2 separate regions of the Mus musculus genome follow, and region 1 is linked to region 2. Evidence: chromatin contacts called from ENCODE Hi-C or POLR2A ChIA-PET data. All regions are on one chromosome and are shown on one strand. The core of a region is the stretch at or near the end of the contact, and the rest is flanking DNA. Distances in the headings are between cores, read along the strand shown. Region 1 overlaps Plpp1 (phospholipid phosphatase 1). Region 2 holds the start of Plpp1 (phospholipid phosphatase 1).

What was found. A loop is a pair of places that touch in the nucleus more often than their neighbours do. ChIA-PET counts read pairs that join two places held with the same protein, here RNA polymerase II (POLR2A).
Region 1: a map of left cerebral cortex shows a loop between it and region 2 (4-fold over the local background). The contact joins the enhancer-like site here to the promoter of Plpp1 in region 2. A Hi-C loop is called at or near these places in 5 of 37 maps with a recorded cell type or tissue (gastrocnemius, heart and left cerebral cortex). POLR2A ChIA-PET finds 5 or more read pairs at or near these places in 3 of 5 experiments (Patski and embryonic stem cell).

What each region holds. Positions count from the first base shown.
Region 1 is chr13:112,837,694-112,842,406 of GRCm38, forward strand. All of the region lies in intron 1 of Plpp1 (phospholipid phosphatase 1), which reads left to right. Among named protein-coding and RNA genes, the nearest start is that of Plpp1, 39 kb to the left of the region's middle. Within about 2 kb of position 3,121, at least 1 of the 3 ENCODE cell types and tissues checked has a DNase peak (open chromatin) inside an H3K27ac peak, as active enhancers do; it is left cerebral cortex, where a contact is called at or near this core.
Region 2 is chr13:112,798,228-112,802,977 of GRCm38, forward strand. Plpp1 (phospholipid phosphatase 1) reads left to right here and starts at 2,550. Exons shown (of 6, transcript NM_008903.2): 1 at 2,550-3,039. The coding sequence starts at 2,982. It overlaps Gm41067 (a long non-coding RNA gene), which reads left to right. Exons shown (of 3, transcript XR_873969.2): 3 at 1,046-1,144.

The DNA.
Region 1 (4,713 bases), core at 1,871-4,370, 40 kb after region 2:
CTCTGTGTAGCCTTTAGCCTGTAGTCCTGAGCTTGGGAGGCGAAAGCAGGAAGACCTTCAGTTCAAGGCCAGCCTGAGCTGCATAGCTGGAGGGTGGGGGCGGGGCTAAAAAGTGAAGGGTACAGAGAAGACACCCCAATGAAAGTGGACTGGAGGTCTGAAGAGAAAGCCCCGACTAGAGAAGGTAGGCATATGGTAAATGAGTTGTGAAAGGAGGCTCTGTGCCAACTCAAACTGCGGTCTACCGTGCACTGCAGATTAGTGAGAAGTCAAGACCCATAATGCCAGCCGCACCCGAGACACTTCTGCAATTTCTTATGAAGTTAATGTAGTCTGACTGTAGGATAAAGCAGTTGTGCCCTAGTATTGACCCAGATGATGGAAAACTTCTGTTCACATAGAAATAAAACAAAGCAAGCCATACACTCATGTCTATAGTACTTTTATTCATAATTGTCCAAACTTAAAACAAACAAGATAGCACAGTTTTTAAGTAGCTGAATGGGAAAATGAACTGTGGTATTAACAAATGCCATGCATGAAATATTCATATCTGGTGACATTAGAAACAAGTTATATAGCTCAGTGCTAGCTGTGGGCCTGGGCAAGGCCCTGGGTTGTGTCCTCTGGGTTGCAAGAACAAAGCAACAGAATCCAAGGAAATATGTCATCCAGCCATGAAAACCCATGCATGAAAGAACCCTCCGTGCATATTGCTAAGAACAGGAAACCAGTCTGAAAAGGCTGTGTATTTTATGGATCAAGTATGATATGATATGATATGATATGATATGATATGATATGATATGGAAATGCAAGCCTATAGAGCTATTACAAAGATAGGTGGGATGAGCAAGGATGTAAGGAACACCTACAGCAGAGGGTTTCAGGACAGTAGTATGATACTGTATGATACTATGACGGGGGCGCATGGCCCCATGATGGGTCAGTGCACAGAGAACCATAGCATGAAGAACAAGCCCTAAAGGGAAGAGGCCTGGGCTTTATTTACTCCTGGCGTATTAACTAACACTGCTTCTTCAGTTATAGCAGATGTGCTGCACCAGTGTAAGGTGGTGATAAGAGAACCAGGACGGGTGATGATAAGAGAGGGTGTGCATGGGAGCATTTACTCTCTGTTCAGTTTTTAATTAACTTAAATGTGCTATAAAAAATTAAGTGAGGCTTAAAACCTGGTAGGGTACCTGCCTGGCTCATGGAAAGTCCTGGGTACTATCCCTACCATACTACCCACAAATAGATACACACACAAAATGTGTGTGTGTGTGTGTGTGTGTGTGTGTGTGTGTGTGTGTGTAGCTCAAGCTGTCCTGTCATTGTGTAGAGCAGGCTGGCCTCAAACTCACGGAGATCTGCCTGTCTCAGCCTCTTGAGTGCTGGAATTAAAGGCGTGTGCCAGCAAACCTGGCTTAAAATATATTTTTCAATTTGTTGATAGTTTGATAAAGTATCAGTGTTGTTTTGTTACATAATACATAATGATACATAATATGCATTTTTATAAAATATTATCTTCAGTATTATTCATTTCTAGGGATAAGGTTACCTGATAAGATGTCAAATATATGTTTTAGAGTTTTGCATGATGTGTTAGCTAATAAAAATTAAAATTACATTTACGTCGTGTGCTGTGTGCATATGCTAAGATACACACGGAGGTCAGGGGTCAACTTGGGAGAGTGGGTTCTCACCTTGGGTCAGGGCTTGAGCAGGCTTCAGGCTTGGCAGCATCTGCCTTTACCCACTTGGCCATCTCACTGGCCCTAGGTAGTGACTTTCCATAATATTCATTTCCATTGCAAGCTATTGGTTCTTTTATTGCCCTGGTGTACCCTATGTTAAAGGCTCCATGCTGCTTAGGCAAACATTCTACCTCTAAACTATAGCCCCTGGACCTTACAGGTCTTATGAAAGAGGAGTAGTTGACAGCTTAGTAACTGGACATACCTTTATTTCTTAAAACTTATTATTTGAAAAACATGGTGGTATTTAGGAATTCAGTTTTTAACAATAGTTTTATGTTTTTACATTTGAACCCCTGCCCCAGAGGACCATAATATTGTGCCATTTATCTAAAAAAAAAAAAAAAAAAAAAAAAAAAAAGTGTAGCCAAGCATGGTGGCACCTGCCTTTAATTTCAGCAATCAACAGGCAGAGACAGGTAGATTTCTGTGAATTTAAAGCCAGACTGTCTCAAAAATTGGAAAGAAAAAAAAAAGTTTGTGGGATATTTAGTGCACTTAATTGAGAGAAGCCATTACTGTTCAAATGCTATACAATAGACTTGTAATACATTAAAACCCTTTTGGGGGCTGGCGAGATGGCTCAGTGGGTAAGAGCACCCGACTGCTCTTCCGAAGGTCAGGAGTTCAAATCCCAGCAACCGCATGGTGGTTCATAACCATCCGTAATGAGATCTGACTCCCTCTTCTGGAGTGTCTGAGGACAGCTACAGTGTACTTACATATAATAAATAAATAAATCTAAAAAAAGAACAAACAAAAAACCCTTTTGGATATCTGAGCAGTAAGGCAAGAGGTTGTGTGTAGAAGCATCTGTGGTGAAGGTTTTCTCCTTCTCTCACAGTCTAAATTTCAAGCTCTGGAAAGCAAGCCTCTTGAATGTAGTCAGTATTACATAATTAAGCCTTGCATGCCTTAAGCAACACTCTCAGTCAGGGTCCACAGCAGCACCTCGTAACCAAAACAGCAACCAGAGAAGCAAACGGGGTGAAGTCCATGGTGGTCCTATCACCTGTTCTCTTATGTTTGCTTGCCATGAGATGATTTCAAGTTGAGTTTGGGTGTCTGTCGACTGCTTTGAGAGCTTTGACAGGCTGGGGAGGCTCAGCAGATGGAGGCACTTGCTGCTGCCAGTTTGATGATCTTCCTTAGCCATAATTTTTTTCCTTTAACAAACCAAAAATCTCCAAATCCTTTTTTTGTTGAGAAGGGCTATGACTAAAGTCGATGCGAACCCACTTATGTAAACGTACCCTCTGTGACTAGAGGACAGGTTGTCTTAAGTCCTAAGAAGCGAAGATGTGGAGCCTAGTGCTTTTGCAGCTCTTTGTGTGTGAACAGTGTCCCCACAAGCCATCATGAAAGGCGTCAGCATTTTCCAGACCTACAGATCGTGTATGTTGCACATTGAGCTCTCTGGAATGTGCGCCTTTCCGGGCTGTGAGGAGGCAGAACGCAGTCCGTGTTTCCCAGGGTGAGAAACAGAGGAGTCTGAGATGAATGCTGTGGATCCGGGTCTCCTGTGTGCCCAGATGCTGCTGGGGTACTGCTGAGAATGGGAATAGGGGTCCTCGGGTCCGTGTTTGCCCTGAAGGTGTCTGTTTGCCAGGTAAGAAGGGGATGGCACAGCTCGGCAGGGGGACAGAATCTGGTTTGGTTCTGAGTGAGAGAGGAGGGAGGGAATAGAGGGGCTGGAAGGCTTCCCAGCCTTCTCAGGGAGATTTAGGTACAGCTCTTTACGACTAAGGCCTCCCCCTGAGACAATACTCGATGAAGGAGACACCATTGCTTGTTTAAACTGCTTTATTCAATGACAGATGTGAATTCATACAGCTTACTCAGGGTGAACCAAGAATTAACTACCCTTTGCAAGAAGGAATGCCCAGGAAGGGAAGCTTATTGGCTAAACACCGGGGCCTATCAAGATACTTTATTAGCATGGAGAGCTTCAGGTTTTTTATGCTATTTATGTGGCCGATTGTCGCAGTCATCTCAGCTGAGTGTCGTATGTGTCCCAGATCAGGTAGTTTGGCAGGGAACTGGCTCCACACCTGCTATTCTCAGTTCTGAGATTCCCTGGGGTTTGAGCCTGCTCAACCACACCAGTTCTTCTGTCTGGTGGCACTTGCCCCACAACTGCTTAGTAGTAAATGGTGGCCAGATTCCTGGGGGCACCATGTTTTAACAATTTTAAACAAACATCAACTCCACGCCAGTCTGCTTCTATTCATATCGTCAAGTGTTAGCATTTATTGGGTCTTAAGAATGGCAAGTTTTACAGTATTACAGACCCACATTTCCAGTATCACAAGAAATGGAATGTCAATCGTAGAAAGAAAACAGTTCGTTTGTATCGGTTTGTGATTTAGGAGCAGTTAGCATGAGCTCAGGGAATAGCCTTAGAGCAAGCAGCCTGCTTTTGGAGGAGGAGCTCGGTCACTGCCTGTCTGCTTACAAGGTAGGGAGTTGCGGTGAGGGATCTTTTTACTAATAGCTTTCCTATAGTGAGGGTGAGAACAGTTCCTCTCTCCTGGGAGGAGGAGCAGAAGTCCCGGACAGGTTCACTGATTTTTATTAGTAGAGTGTGGGAGTTTTGAAATGCTCAAGTATGTCAATGCAGATTTTTTTTTTTTGATATTTATGTAAGTAAAAAGCTTGGTTTCTCATTACTCATTACAGGTATATAGACATAGAATTAAATTTCGTATTGATTGGATACTCTACAATCTTTCTAAAGTTGCTGTTCTAGAATTTTGAAATACACTCCCTGGGTTTTTCCTTTATTTTTCCAGGTTTAGTTCCATCTTACCAGATCTATGCATGCCCCCATCCCTTTTTTCTTTCTTTATAAAAAGAATTTATTTGGTCTGGCTGTGGTGGTGCATGCTTTTAATCCCAGCAGCTGGGAGGCAGAGGCAGATGGATCACCAAGCTGGAGATCTGCCTGGGC
Region 2 (4,750 bases), core at 1,300-3,799:
AACTCAGAAATCCTCCTGCCTCTGCCTCTCCAGTTCTGGGATTAAAGGCATGCGCCACCACGCCAGGCCAGAGTTCATTTGTTGTTGTTGTTGTTTTCAATTTGACACAAGCTACAGTAATCTGGGAGGAGGGAATCTAGATTAAGGAACTGCCTTCATCAGACTGACCTATAGAGTCTGTAGGGCATTTTCCTGATTCATGATTGATTTGGGAGGGTCCTACTCACTGTGGGTGGTGCTGGTCCTGGGTGGTATTAGAAAGCTGGGGAGCAGGCCATGGGGAGCAGGCCAGTAAACAGTTTCTCCACTGTCTCAGCCTTGATTCCTACCTCGAGATTCCTGCCTTTAATTCCTGCCCTGACTTCCCCTCATGAGAGATTACAACTATAAACTTAAATAAACCCCTTCGCCCCCCAAGTTGCTTCTGTTCATGGTCTTTATACAGCAACAGAAACCAAACTAGGATGGTAGCTATCTGAAAGGAGATTTCCCATCAGCGGAACTAAAAAACTTCCATGTATGGGCAGTTGTCCCGGAATTCCTGATTCTCTCGCTTCCGGTCTTCAGTGTTAGAACTACAGGTGGATACCACCGTGTCCAACATCTTCATCTCAAAGCTGTTTAGGGAAGCCATCTTGCCTAGACTATACCTGGCACATAGTATGTGCTTGATAAAAGTTTAAAAAAAATAGTCATCTAAATGTATTATGACCTGTAGCCTCCCCCAGCCTCGAAGCAGGCTGATCCAGACTTTGACCTTGCTGCCACTACGGAGATTACCTAGGGTGGAGCCTTTCGACCTAGATGGCTCTATTGTTCTGTCAATTGCCACTGGTCTCCTCCAAGACACTGCTACCTGCTGAGAGGGCCCTGAGATATTCAGGAGGAACATCCTATCCTGCATGTCGCCTACAGGCTGGCTCCAGACACCAAGAATGGACTGGGCGGGGGATGGGCCTTCCCCTTATAAGCACACTCTCTTAGTAAACTGGCGAGACTTGAACAGGGAATCGTTTTGGCTTCATTATTTCTCTCGCCGTCTAAGTCTTTTTCAGCCCCAGCCTGCCTTCCAGGTGTACCCGGTTCAAGTAGGCCGCGGGGCTGGCATACAACAATGACCATGCTACCTAGGACTCTTGTAACTCTGGAGGTAAGGAAAACAACGAAATAATAATAATAATAATAATAATAATAATAATAATAATAATAAATAATAATGCCACATCTTTTTGCGTGTAAATTGTTGAGAGCTTTTAGAAACAATTAAAATAAGTTGAAATTTAAAAATCCATATATCTTTAAAATAAGAATATACTTTTACAAATACACATTTTTATGGCTTATAGTTGCACTTGGAAACACATCTGACTCCCCTTGGGAAGTAGCATCTTTCCACTCACTGGTCTTTTGGGATGCTTGGCAGGAAATACCTGAGAAAACAGAAGGCACATTCTGTGATTTGTATTTTACATCTTCCTATAAGAAGAAAAACCCCAGGGGTGCTGGCTCATGCCTGTAACGCCTTGGGAGGTAGATGCAGGAGTTAAGACCATTTTCGGCTACACAGCCGAATGTGAGGCCTGCCTGGGCTAAAGGAGTCTCTGTCAAAAAAAAAAAAAAAAAAAAAGTCTTGAGCAAGGAGGAAACCATGTATTGTTAAGATTGGTAGTGGTGGTTTAACTCTTTATAAAGCAATTGTCACATTATCTTCTCTGAGTCTCACCACTTCCTCTTAATTAGAATAGACAGCGGGGATCATTGAGATCCTCTTTTTACACATTTGGAAACTGAGATTACTAAATGTGTTCTGGAGGCCTCCTGGGAATGGGTACGGGGACTGCCACTATTGAATCATTGATATTTCTTAAGACATAGTTAACTCTATTGTTTGTGTGAGCATGGCTGAAGCTGCGCTACTGATCAAAAATAAGGCCCCTCCGTGCTAAAGCCAGAGCTCTACCATTGAACAAGTCTCCAAACTCCTCCCAAGTGAAGTCCCAACGAAGTCTATTGCAGTAGGAGACATGACTTGCAGTTAGCGGAAACTGAGCTGGAGATTCGAAGTCAGTGAACAGAACATGACTAAGAAGACATTAATGGCAGGGGTATTCTTGCTAAGGGTAGACTGCGGATTTACGTACACCAAAGGCGGGAGGGTTCAGATATTAAGTATTAGAATATCAAGAATGACCAGAGGGCAAGAAGGATTCTTGCTAGAATGAAGCTCAGCTACGACCAACAGGAAGGCCAAGGTGCAGGCCCCTCACAGAAAGGGGCTTAGAGGTAACTCATTTAAACAGTTTGGAGGGAGAGCCCATGGGAGGAGAAGGATGGCGGGCAGCAGGAGCTATGGAATGGTGTATCGGGGTCTGGCTCTCCTTTAAAGGAAGCATCGCCTAGCACTAAAGGGCTGAATGGACTAAAGAGAGGACTCCCAATCCCTGCAATTGGCCCCGCCCCGTTAACCAGCTTCCAGATTCGGGGCGGGCTCCGCAAGTCGGCGGGGCGGGGCCGATGGCGCTGATTGGCTGTCTGCGCTGGCCTGGGTTTCGTCCCCGCGCGCTGCAGCCGGCGAGACCGCGCACTGGCCGGAGCGGCGCGCCTGGGGCGGGAGGAGCGGTGTTCCTCCAGTCCTCATCCTTAGAGCTCGCCCGGCCTGTTGGAGAGGGCACAGGGCAGCGGAGGGCGATTGGCCGCGACGAGCCAGCACTGAGAGAGCAGGCGCCTGAGGCGACAGATCGGCGGCCACTGGCCCAGTACCGGGTCCGTGAAGGGAAAAGTCCGGGACACGATTGCCCTCGGTGGCAGGGCGGCCCAATCCAAACTGCCCTGGTCCCTGCTCCCGTCAGTCTAAGAGGCTCGCAGTCGCTTGGGGCGGCCGCCATCCCGAGGGCGGGGCTCTGGGAATTGGGTATCTGGACCGCCGCGGTCTGTTCCTCCCGCCACTCGCACCAGGTGGTGACACCATCCAGCCGGTGACCATGTTCGACAAGACGCGGCTGCCGTACGTGGCCCTCGATGTGATTTGCGTGTTGCTGGGTACGTAGGCGCCGCGGCCCGGGGGTCTTCCAGGCGGAGCCGCGCACCGGTGTGGGGTGGGTGTGCCCGGCGTGCGCGCGCGCGCGTGCGCCGGTGGCTGCGGAGAGAGTTGTGGGGAGCCGTTTGCGCAGCTCGGGGGGCCGGGGCTGGGTGGGGGTGGGGGTGATCCCCGCTTCTGCATCCAACACTCTGGCTCCAGCGTGGGCTCTCCCTGCCTGTCTGCCGGTGCGCTGAGTCTAGCCCTGCTTGGCCTCTGTTCTCGCCTGTGCTGTTACCCTCTGTTTCCCGGCCCACTCTAACAGGCAGGGTGGGCTCCTCCCTCTGCACCGTGCAGAGAATCCTGGTCTCTGGCTCATCAGGTTCTGCAGCGAAGCTGGAGGTTCGGTACACTCGGACTTTTCCCTCCCTGGGAACAGGCAGGCAGGCAGGCAGGCAGGCTTCAGTGCCCAGCTTATCATAACTTGGTGAGAAGCACTTGAAAGTTTTCTTCGTCTATAAAAGGTTTAGAACGTTCCTAATTAGAAGGCGTCGTCAGGTTGTAAATTGTCAGGTTGCAGGAGCGATGGAGATGGCCAGGTTTCTGCCTGATGAGGTCTGAAGAAGCTTGCTTTTCCCCATCCCATCCCGTAGAAGTCCTGCTATTGGCTTATAGCGCAGCCCTTGCCTTGGTGTGCCTGTCTCCTGTGACAGCCTGGCACGGAGCGCCTTTAGCTTCTTTAATTTCTTTAGCTACAGCAAAGTTAAGGTTATTTCCCTGGTGGAAGACTTCAATTCTGGGGTCTTTCGTCTCCAGATGTTTTTTTTTGTTTTGTTTTGTTTCTCCTTCAGGAGAAACAAAAACAAAACTTCCCAAACCTCCAAAACTAGAGTCATCTTGTCAAGGGATAGGCATGGAAGGGGTAGCTTTCACTTTTTTTCTTTTTCTTTTTTCTTCTTTTTTTTCCTGTATCGTGTCTGTCACTTGTAGACCATTGGGTCAGGCAATTTACCTAGTTGTAAGCTGTTGGAAGTTTGGGTGGTGGGACTCTGGTTTAAGTAACTGACATAGTCCTGGCGAGTTTTCAAGGCGACTGAACTAGTGGCTTTTGCATCCTAGATACAAATCAGCATAATGGTTCCTCAGAGATAGGAAATTTCCCCAGGCTTTAACTTAATCTCGCTGTTCTAGACTATTCCTCTCTCTTGCTTCCAGCCTGACCATTTAGGTGCCTATAATCTTATAAAATTGTTAAAATTTTAGTACCTGTTTTTTTTAAATGCATTTTCTCTCTCTCTCTCTCTCTCTCTCTCTCTCTCTCTCTCTCTCTCTCTCCTTCCTTCCTTCCTTCCTTCCTTCCTTTCTTTCTTTCTTTCTTTCTTTCTTTCTTTCTTTCTTTCTTTCTTTCTTTCTTTCTTTCTTTCTTTTTTGAGACAGGGTTACTCTGTATAGCCCTGGCTGTCCTGGAACTCACTTTGTAGACCAGGCTGGCCTCAAACTCAGAAATCCGCCTGCCTCTGCCTCCCGAGGGCTGGGATTAAAGGCGTGTGCCACCACGCCCGGTTTAAATGCATTTTCTTAAAGAGTTCCTTTTTTTTTTTTTTTAAAGAAACTTCTTTATTTGGAAGGACCCCCCCCCCCCCCCCCCCCCGCGCCACCTTTCATTGAGGAATTCACTCTGCGGGATTCAGTCTTAGGACATCCATTAGGATGTGGTGACCTGTAGCCCAGGCA